Regions from separate parts of the Homo sapiens genome. Here region 1 is linked to region 2. A link is a contact called in ENCODE Hi-C data. All regions are on one chromosome and are shown on one strand. The core of a region is the stretch at or near the end of the contact, and the rest is flanking DNA. Distances in the headings are between cores, read along the strand shown. Region 1 holds the start of APLP2 (amyloid beta precursor like protein 2). Region 2 overlaps FLI1 (Fli-1 proto-oncogene, ETS transcription factor).

The links. Hi-C counts contacts between places; a loop is a spot of excess contacts on that map. Pooled maps may share reads with other maps.
Region 1: a loop to region 2 is called in a pooled map, with 4 times the contacts of the local background. The contact joins the promoter of APLP2 here to the enhancer-like site in region 2. A Hi-C loop is called at or near these places in 4 of 50 pooled maps.

The regions. Positions count from the first base shown.
Region 1 is chr11:130,068,490-130,073,602 of GRCh38, reverse strand. It overlaps APLP2 (amyloid beta precursor like protein 2), which reads right to left and starts at 3,709. Exons shown (of 17, transcript NM_001142276.2): 1 at 3,521-3,709. The coding sequence starts at 3,625. LOC107984432 (a long non-coding RNA gene) reads left to right here and starts at 3,954. Exons shown (of 2, transcript XR_001748444.2): 1 at 3,954-4,139; 2 at 4,490-5,113. RefSeq lists silencers at 2,821-3,280, 3,351-3,480, 3,871-4,100 and enhancers at 4,017-4,517, 4,518-5,018.
Region 2 is chr11:128,710,616-128,716,301 of GRCh38, reverse strand. The region is part of intron 1 of FLI1 (Fli-1 proto-oncogene, ETS transcription factor); the gene reads right to left. Among named protein-coding and RNA genes, the nearest start is that of SENCR, 17 kb to the right of the region's middle. RefSeq lists enhancers at 71-230, 170-695. Within about 2 kb of position 2,646, at least 3 of the 41 ENCODE cell types and tissues checked have a DNase peak (open chromatin) inside an H3K27ac peak, as active enhancers do.

The DNA.
Region 1 (5,113 bases), core at 2,460-4,959, 1.4 Mb before region 2:
CCAAAGTGCTAGGATTACAGGCGTGAGCCACCGCGCCTGGTGATTAAAGTTATTTCTAAGTAAAACATTTTTAATTGAAAAAGTTTAAAAATCAACACATTCAAAATTGTTCTAACAAAAATACTTAAGAGCATGTTGGGCCAACTTCCAGCAAGACTTTATGTGGAAAAATATAGGAACATATTAAAAAATTCTGCTAATAAAAACATATGCAGGACCAACTTTAAGCAAAATTTTAAATCAGCACCATCTAACAGAAATACAATGTGAGCCACATACATAGTATTAAATTTTCTAGGAACCATATTAGAGTGAAAAGAAACAAGTGAAATTAATTTTAATGTTTTATTTAGCCCATGTCTAAAGTATTGTTTCAATTTAGTCAATACAAAAATTGAGATTTTAATTCTTCTGTATTAAATCTTCAAAATCTGATGTGTATGTTACACTTCCAGTACATCTCAATTCAGAAGCTAAATTTTCATAGGAAATACTTGATCTACATTTAGATTTCATAAAATGTACAGTTTAAAAGTAAATTCGCATAACCAAATTATTTCAGTTAAAAGTTTTCCAACCACTGAATCAGATTTTAAATGTAAACTTAAATTAATTAAAATTAAATAAAATGAAAAATTCACTCCTCATTCACACTAGTCACCCTACAGACTCAATAACCACATGTGGCTTGTGGCTACACCCTGGGAAAGCCTGGCTTTAGATGGTAAAACAAATTCCCTCTACAAAAGGAGGAACTAATTGATAAAACTGAAGTTTATCGTATTTATCAAAAGATTTTTAAAACATAGTTATGATAAAAATAACGGGCCGGGCGCTGTGGCTCACGCCTGTAATCCCAGCACTTTGGGAGGCCGAGGCAGGTGGATCACCTGAGATCAGGTGTTCCAGACCAGCCTGGCCAACATGGTGAAACCCTGTCTCTACTAAAAATACAAAAATTAGCTGGGCGTGGTGGCAGGCGCCTGCAATCCCAGCTACTTGGGAGTCTGAGGCAGGAGAATCGCTTGAACTCGGAAGGCGGAAGTTGCAGTGAGCCCAGAGATCCCACCATTGCACTCCAGCCTGGGACAGAGCGAGACTCCGTATCAAAAAAAAAAAAAAAAAAAAGACGATATTCCTATCAGAAGCACACCAAGGTTTCTCTCCAAGGTACAATTACACATCTCCCATACCACCTGTCAGAAACACCAACACAAAGCCTTCTCTACTCTGCCTCAGTTGACATCCTTTAATTTGGGTTTGAGTTTCCAGAAAACTGGCAATCAAATGGCCTTCTTTCTTTCAAATGTGACAGAACAAACTCAAGTTCCGGTTCTCAGGAGCCTAGTCATCCACTGCACAGTATGCGGGGTTTCAGCACAATACTGTCTCAGTCCCAAATGGGAGCATGCACACAGGAGAACTTGTCTCGGATTTAAGAGAGGAAGTGACCCTGAGTCCAGAGGTGAGCTTTTTCTTTTTAAACAGGTGTAAGAGATTAATTCAGTCAACACCAAGCAACACTAAAGATTTGCCAATCAATAATTCTGTGCCAAGCAACTTGATCAGGGATTTGGCCAGAATCCCTTTCGCTAATCTCAATCAGGGCCTTCCCAAAGACATCCTGATTTAGGCCACTCTCATCTAAATTAAGCTTCGACAGTCCCTTGCCTGACAGCAAATAAACAAAATCAAATTATATTCATATGAATAAAATTCTGATAGCTTGACAAAAGGCCCCTTGAAAGATCATTTAGTAAGTGTGAGCAAAAATACAGCTCCAAAGAACAGGAGTTACCATAAAACCATTTTTCAGAAATGTTTAATTCCTACTTTCTTCAACCATACTTTTCAACTGAACAACGCTGTGGCTAACAATCAAATTTAACACACAACAATGAATTCTCATATTATTTTTTCCCGCTACACAAGTATTAACGAATTCTTTAAAACTGCTGAGTCTTCTACTGTGAATTCACTAATGCCTCAAATTAGTCATAGCAGTGGGAAGTGGAGTGCGAGTGTGAACGATGGTTTCTGACACCCGACCCACTAGTGAAGTCCCATCTTCCATACGAAAGCCTTTATTTTTTCTTCCCATCTCACTCACCTAGCTGTTTTCATGCGACATATCAGGGATCACAGATACAACTCTGACCATTGTGTGGACACACTGAAACAATCGCAATCCAAAATCCTCTGTAGATAAACGTTAACTATTTCTCTTTAAAGCTGAACTCCTTTCTTACCCTCACAGTCACAAAGCTTTAAACTGGATGAATACAAAGGTGTTAAGCCGTTCCATCAGAGAGGCTTTTTATTAGATTTATTTTTACCCGTGGAAATACTTGAACATTCTGTAGAAGTAAATATATTCTAAACCTGAGGTCTTTAAAAGAAAGCTCTCAATTAATGCCCAATCAAATCCAGTCTTCAGGTCTCTCTGAAATTAGCTAAGTATGCAGAAACCAGTTGTAATTTTTAAAAGAGCGAAGAGGGAGAAGAAATAAACGACACCAGAACTACACATTCCAGACCAGCAGTTCAAGCACCACTTCGAGAAGGGAAGTAAAGATCAAGCTCGCCGTCTCCCTCGGCCACAGCAGGGCTCCTCCAAGGCTGCCCGCTCCGGCCCGCACCGCGGACCCCGCCGCCCCCGCCCCCTCCCGCGGCCTCCCCAACCCCCGGCCCTGCCGCTTCGCCTTTCTCGCAGCGGGGATGCTCAGGGTGCGACCTCGAAGCACAACCACTGATGGAATTCTGACACCCGAAGAGGACGATTTTTCCAACAGTTTACACGCCTTCGCGGGCACCTTCCCTACTCACTGAAACCCTCACGAAAGCGGTCAACGCACCCAGAGCGGGTTTCCTCGGTCTACGGACGCAGGCAAACAGCGCCACTTAAAAAATGCGCGTCCGCGACCCGGCCCCAGGCGGCAGAGGGAGCAGCGGGCGGCCTGGCGCGGGAGCTCCCCCGGGGCTCGCAGCATCCCTGCCGCGCGCGAAGGCCGGGGCCGCGTCCACCTGGCAACAAAGGCGAAGCCCGCCGCTCGCAGGTGGGAGGCCCGGAGCCGAGGCCCCGGTGCCGCGCGAGGGAGCGTACGGGGTCCGCGCGGGGCCGCCCCTGGAGAAAGCCCAGCCGCGGACTCCGGCGGGAGAGGAGCGCCCTGGCATTGTCCCGGGGGAGGGCGGGGCGGGCGCCCGGGGGCACTGGGTCCCCGGAGGAGGTGGCGGCGCCGCGGGCGGGTTGGGGGCTGGGTCGGCCGAGGCGGACGGCCGCCCCCAGCAGCCCCGACGCCTTTCATTTGGCCTCTGCGGCGGCTGAGGCAGCCCGACCTCCAGCGCTAAGCACTGCGCCAAGCAGGGACGGGCGGGGGAGGGCGCGCCAGACCCGCCGCAGAGCCGGACCCCCGGCGCCGCACCGCCGGCCCGCCCTGCCGCGGACCCCGCTGCCCGCCCGCAGTCCGCGCTCCTCCGGCGGGCGAAGGAGACGACTCTCCGGCGTTCGCCCGGTCCCCACCTCGATGTAGCCGGCCAGCGCCAAGGCAGGCGCCGTGAGCCCCACCAGCAGCAGAAGCAGGAGCCTGCCCGTGGCTGCGGCGGCCGCGGTCCCGGTGGCCGCCATCCCTCGCCGGGTCGCTCTAGCGCGCGGCTCTCAAGCTCACACACTCGGACTCCTCGCTTAGCACACCGCGACCCAGAAGCATCTAAAGCCAGTTCGCCGCCGCCCCGGGGGTTTTACACCAACCGGAACTGACTTCATATTACCACGCCCTCCTTCTGCGGCTCCCAATGCCGGCCCGCAGAACCCCTCAAGACCCCGCCCCCTTGCGGTCCAGACCCAATCAGGAGATGGAAGAGCCTGCTCCTCCCGCCCGGTCCAACCGCGCGCCCCCCGCCCGGCCCCGCCCCCGGCCGCGGATGGCCCCGCCCCCGCTCCGGACCCTGTGGCCGCCAGGCGCGGGGGCGTGCGCGCGGCGGGTCTGGGGCCGCAACCCTGTGGGCGCGGGGCTGGCTCTGGCCTCCGCCCCCCGGCGCGGTTATCTGTCCCTGCTGCGCTGGTCCGTCAGCCTTCAGCCTCCCGATACGGGCACGCCCCGCTCCCCTGCCCCTGCTGGGCATTCTTCAGACTCCTTTGGGTACCGCCCTCTTTTTGATTCTGGAAATGGTTTTATTAAAAACAGGATGAATTAGGAGTCCGGGACGGTCTGCCAAGGGCCGTCCCCCGAGGCAGGGGGAGGACCGCAGGAGGCAGCCATCGTCCTCCCCCGAGCCCTACTCAGGGCGCGCCTCTCCCGCCCTGCTCCGCCCAGGCCTCTCCGCCGGGTCCTCGCCTCTGAGTCCGGCCGCGCTCCGCACCCTTGGCCTCCGGTCTTTAGGCCTCTTGCCGACCCTTCCTTCCCAGCAGTTGCCCAGGCAGGGATAGAGACCAGGGGTGCAAGAACCACGCCGGCCTCACAGCCCAGGCCCCCTTCCTCGTGTGTTTTAGGAAGAGATCACGCCGCTTCTTCGGTTGAGACGCACTAGCGGGAGACCTGCTACTCTGCCTTCCTGCTCCGCGGCATTGCCACTTCAGTAGAGAAAAACGTCCTGCTGCCCCATTTAGCAATTGGCACAGCCTCGCCACCGCCAGGGCTCCGCTGGCCTTGTTTCCTTTCAGTCGCCTGTGAGTTAGGTACTGCCTTCTGAGAGACCTGGACTAGTCCCTTCAGGTTCAACTAAATGCATAACACAACCCTACCCCCAGGACGCTGACAATAGAAAGGAAGAGACTGTCCGCGGAGTAGACGAGTGCGCCTGTAAGAACTCGGGATTTTCCAGCCTTATTCTGCACCACTCTCCCCTACATGCCCAGTTCCCTGTGGGTAAACTGGCTCTGCCCGATTCCTCCAAGACGACACCTTTCCATTTCACAGCCCTTCCTAACACTCTTCTGCGCCTGCAATGTCCTCTCCCCAACATCTGCCTGTTGGAAGCGTTTTCACTGTTCCTCGGCTCAGTCGGCTGAAATATCGCTTCTGATTGCTCAGAGGGATGTTTCCCACTGTGGCACTCGCTCCCTAGTTATTCCATACCTCTCTCAGGTCACTGACAAGACTTGGGTCTGTCATGC
Region 2 (5,686 bases), core at 1,397-3,896:
GCACTCCATAAAGGGAAACCAGGCCCTTTTCTGACATTTTGGCTTGGAGGGGGTGGGGAGAGAAGGAGGTCCAGAATTTAAACTCAAAACCAGATCAACTTCTCTAAATCTCCTGGTGCTTTTGCTATGATTCCTAAATGGGCTGCATTGTATGAATCAGGCTTTTTACTCCCCCAGCCAATGTGCCTCCATTTCTAACAGTCTGGCTCCTAACCCTACCAATGCCATAAACTGCCATGACCCCTTATTGACTTCTAACCATGCAAATGCTTCCCCAGATGAAATTAAGGACAGGCATACTCACAGGCAGCTTGGCAGCTCTCCCTGCCTCTCCTGCAGGGAAATCTGTGCCTACATCACAAACCTTGCTCTCCTTAGTGGATGGTGGCTTCCTTTAAACAATACAACAGGGAATTTCCTTTGTCCTGGAAATGTTCCACTTGTCATTAATGTTATCCTTATCAGCAGACCACAATGCAACCAGGAGAGGCCCCAGCATGCTCAGGACTCGTGGGGTATCATTGCAAAATGTTTTCTTCATTTTTTTTCCTCTGCCTTGAATTCAAAGCATGACCTTTACGGGTGGAATTCAATCAGGTCATCTCTCAGATTCCCCAGTGGGAAAATAAAAGTGGCACAAGCAAAGCCTATTGTTTCCATTGCAAGAAGGTAGAAATGCTGTTTTCTCTCTAGATCATCCAACTAAATGAGGTGGGATGGGGGATACGGAGATAATAAAATGACCCTTACAAATTGAGATCTTATTAATAAAATATAGCCTCGGTCCTGGTAGTCCCATGGAAGTTGCACAGCAGGGGCTCTGCAAATGTCATTGACTCCTCAACTTTTTCAGTCCTTCACCATGGCTTTCACTATTTTTAATGCAATTCATTTCTATTTGGACAAGTTTGAGAATAAATTTTTGTTTTCTTTAAACAACAGGCAAGCAATACGTTAGGAAAAGGGGTGGAGGCATGTGGGAACACCAGAAGGCCAGAGGAATTGCAAAAATAAACTTCTGCTAATGGTAACACTCTTGTCTTCCAGGGCAGGAATAATTAATTGTATATGTTTAATCACTTAGCAACCCTGAGCTCTTATTCTGAAAATCTCAAAATATTTCACATATGCAGTGAGTAAAGTCTTTGGTATCAGACAGAACCTGCTAGCTGCACAACTTTTGGCAAGTCACTTGAGTTTCGTATGTCTTGGTTCTTCTCACTGGGTGCGTGCGAGTCATGATAGATGGATTCCTTGGGGCTGTGGTGGAAGTCAAGTGCTAAAATGCCTTCAAGGGCCGGGTGCGGTAGCTCACCCCTGTCATCCCAGCACTTTGGGAGGCTGAGGCTGGCGGATGACGAGGTCAAGAGATTGAGACCATTCCGGCCAACATGGTGAAACCCCGTCTCTACTAAAAATACAAAAATTAGCTGGGCGTGGTGGTGCGTGCCTGTAGTCCAAGCTACACGGAAGGCTGAGGCAGGAGAATTGCTTGAACCTGGGAGGCGGAGGTTGCTGTGAGCTGAGATTACACCACTGCACTCCAGCCTGGTGACAGAGCAAGACTCTGTCAAAAAAAAAAAAAAAAAAAGGTCCTTCAAGTGTTTAGCACAGTGCTGGGCTCATCAGTAACTACTCAGTAACCATCATCATCATCATCATTATTGTTATTGGCATTACTGATATCTCCTGCCAAAGTTGTTTAAAGTAATAATGAGGTAAAGGGAACAGCCATTCCAGAAAAGATCTTAAAAGCCAATCCCAGTTATCAACCTCTGTAGACTCTCTAGAATCTTAGACCAGAGGGTTTCCTCAGAAATTCTAACAAACACCAGATATAGACAGCATGCCTGTTTAGTAGGTGTTTCTTTTTTTGGTCTTGCAAAATGCTTTTACCACCATCTTTATTACAACATCACTTCGAGGTAAAATTATCATTGGAAGAATCTCCCTGTTCTGCAGTTGAGGAAACTGCAGCATGAGAAGGCCCACATCTTTGATGGAGATCAGGATAGCAGTTTATGTCGGCGCCAGCCAGCGCATCTTCCAGAGCTCTATTTGCCAAAGAGTTGCCGTTTTTTTTTTTTTTTTTTTTTCTGGCCAGTGAAGAGTTATATCAAGTTGAAACCCAGAGCTTTCATAGCTGAGATTTCTAAAGGTGGAATTCAGCCTCCTAGAATCTTCTTGACTTTGAAATTTCTGGATGCATTGCATAGTAAAGGCATATTAACCTATAGATATGTACTCTATGCACTCAGTAAAACATTAGTCTGATAATGCCTTCTAAGGTAATTGTCCTCTCACAGTATTCTTCATTACACTCTACTTGCCTTTACTGAAGAAGAGAGTGGCTAAGAAAATGGCTTATGGCCACACAGATAATGCCTGGGGGGACTATGGTTAGGATGACTAAGCTCAAGGTACTTAATTTAGCAATGCCCCGGGTGGCCATTTCATTCATTCACTCATCCAGTAAAGACTTATTGGAAGGCCTGTTCTCTTTCATACTGACTCCGAGGCTTATCTTTCAGGGTTCGGCCTAAATGTCACTTCCTTAAGGAAGCCTTTGACCTCTGAGACTAGGTTAGGTCCCCACGTTGTGCCCTCCCGAGGCACCCCATACTTCCCCTTTCATAGAACCCTTTGCACTTATAACAACAAGCTCAATAACTGTTTTTTTTTTTTGCCTTGACTATTACCTCTGTCCAAGGAGGAACTATACCTGTCTGCTTTACTGCTGTACTCCAGCACCTGGCACATAGAAGCAGCTCAATTAATACATGGATATGTGTCAGGCACTGAGGACTTGAGGACAAATGGCCAGAGTTTCTGCCCTCAAGGAGCAAGTAACTCACTCACTTTGTTCACAGAATTGTATTCTATACATACTCCTTACCTTCTTCCCAATGCAATTTGAAAAAACAACAACAAAAAACAATGGTGGAATGTTTTAAACTGAAGAAGGATTTTTCTGAAAATGCATGAGCTGCAGAACTGTCAAACTATTGATAAATTCTACATAGGAAGAGACTAATAAAGACTCTAATTGGACATTTATAATTTTATCCTTTCTGGAGGGCAGGTATGAGTGAGAAGCAGGACTACAGTGCTTCATCACCCCTAAGACCATTACATAGAGTTGGACCTCTAGGAACATGGCCTCATTTTCTGAGAGGAGTCTGCCCATCTTTGTTTTAAACAGTTCACCTCACAAATTTATGCCATTCAGTGATGGACACAGGATTGACCTTCGCAATGATGTGTACCTGAAGACTTCCAAAGAAAAAGCTGCTATAGGTCTGCTCATTAGCGAGACCTCAGTAATGAAGTCAGATCTCCCCATGAGAAAGCCTGGGGTATTTATTCCTCACAGTGATTCTAAAACCACAGGAGGTGTAGCAGGCAATATATTTCTATTATCCATGGGTGAGAAGTATGAAGGGTAGAGAGAAATTGCTTCATGTCTCAGGATATCAAGGATATAGATCTTTGGAAAGTGTATGATATGTTTTGGCTCTGTGTCCCCACCCAAAGCTCCCATAACTCCCACATGTTGCGGGAGGGACCTGGTGGGAGATGATTGAATTCTGGGGGTGGGTCTTTCCTGTGCTGTTCTCATGATAGTGAATGGGTTTCATGACATCTGATGGTTTTTAAACAAGCTCTCTTTTTGCCTGCTGCCATCCGTGTAAGGTGTGACTTTCTCCTCCTTGCCTTCCGCCATGATTGTGAAGCCTCCCTAGCCATGTGGAACTGTAAGTCCAATAAACCTCTTTCTTTCTTTTATAAATTGCCCCATCTCGGGTATATCTTTACCAGCAATGTGAAAACAGACTAATACAGTGTACCATAGAACAGCACTAGCTTAATCCATTTTCTGTAGCTATAACGGAATATCTGAGGCTAGGTAATTTATAAAGAAAAGAGGTTTATTTGGCTCATGGTGCTCATGGTTCTGCAGGCTGTACAGAAAGCATGGTGCCAGCATCTGCTTCTGATGAGGCCTCAGAAAGCATACAATTGTGGTGGAAAGTGAATGGGGAGCCAGCGTGTCACATAGCAAGAGCAGGAGCAAGAGAGAGAAGGAGGAGGTCCCAGACTCTTTTAACAACCAGATCTCAGGCGAGCTAACTGAGCCAGAACTCACTTCTCGCCCAGAGATGACACTAATTCCTTCACCAGGGATCTGCCCCCCATGATCTAATCACCTCCCACCAGGCCCCACCTCCAACACTGCGAATCATACTTCAACATGAGATTTGGAGAGGACAAACGACCAAACTGTGTTGAATACAAACCTAGGGAATACTCATTGGAGAGAAATTGGCTTTCAAGGACTACCAGTCTAACTAGTAAGTTTTAAAATAAAATTTTTTTAAAAAAAGACAAAGACTACCACTTTAGCTGGTTATTTGCTAAATTAAAGTGCTTTGTTCACATTTATACTTAAGAAGAAATATTACAAACGGTTATAGGGATCTGGGAACTAGAAAAGCAAACCATCTGTTAATAGTATGGAGCTCTACCTAATAGGAAATCATATTTTCATGGTGGCATAAAGCATTAGAGCTAAAAATGACCTTAAAAATAAGCAAGTACAATGCCAGTATTTTGCAAATGGAGAAACTGAAATCGCCATTATGTATAATAGGGATTCCTTTTGGCCAAGATTATTTTTCAATGAAAAGGTATAGGGCAAAGCCCATACCTTTCTTTGATAAGCCCAATAAACATTCGATCATGATTCGTGACTATCCTTTTGATAAATTCCAAATGCCCTCATTTGATAAAAGGGAAATAAAGTATTACATTCTTAAAGGTCAGCAGAGAATTGATGATGAAGCCAGGAGACGGGATAGAAAACTTAGCTCCAGCCCCAGGCCAACATGATAATGCTGAACATTCACTTTTCATTTTGCTTTGCTTTAATGTTAGTCATAAGAATAAATGGAAGTGTTAGTCTCCATGTGGACAACACATTGCTGACTCAGATCAAAATAATCCGTGTAAATATGCCCCTCTGACTGAATTCAGATTTCAAGATGATGTTTTTAACTTGAATGATGCAGTCTTGTACTGCCCACTATGGTAGCTTCTAACCATATTTAATTAATTAGATTAATCAACTAATTAAACTTAATTGACTTAATGAAAAAAGAACACAATTTTACATTTCCTTTCTCTAGCCATATTTCAAATACTCAATAGCCACTCAAATAGAGAGTACAGTGGCTACCATAGTGAACAGTGCAGAACAGGACATTTCCATGTTTGTAGAAAGTTCTGTTGGACAGCCCTGATAAGGAAAGTTTTCTTAATCTTTCACTTTCCTTGGACTTTAAGATAGAGTTAAAAAGGTTGAGAAAAACTGATAAAGTTTCCCAAATCTCTTCTCCTAAAAATTGTGCAAGAGCTATATCTGTTACAGAGTTTCCTACACATGAATATCTTCAAAAGAGAGATTTTGGAACCTTGTGTAGCCCAATAAAATACTATTGCTCCCATATCAAATGCAAAATCAGAAACTTAGTAGCTGAAGAGATTATATTTTTTTATGTAGTTAAGGTGGTAGGACAATGAGTATGTCCAAACCCTTTATACAATCCAACATCACAAAGATAGACAAATAAATTTTCTGCAAGGCTGCATTTGCTTTCATTGTGTCAGATGTTCTTCATAATTTGAA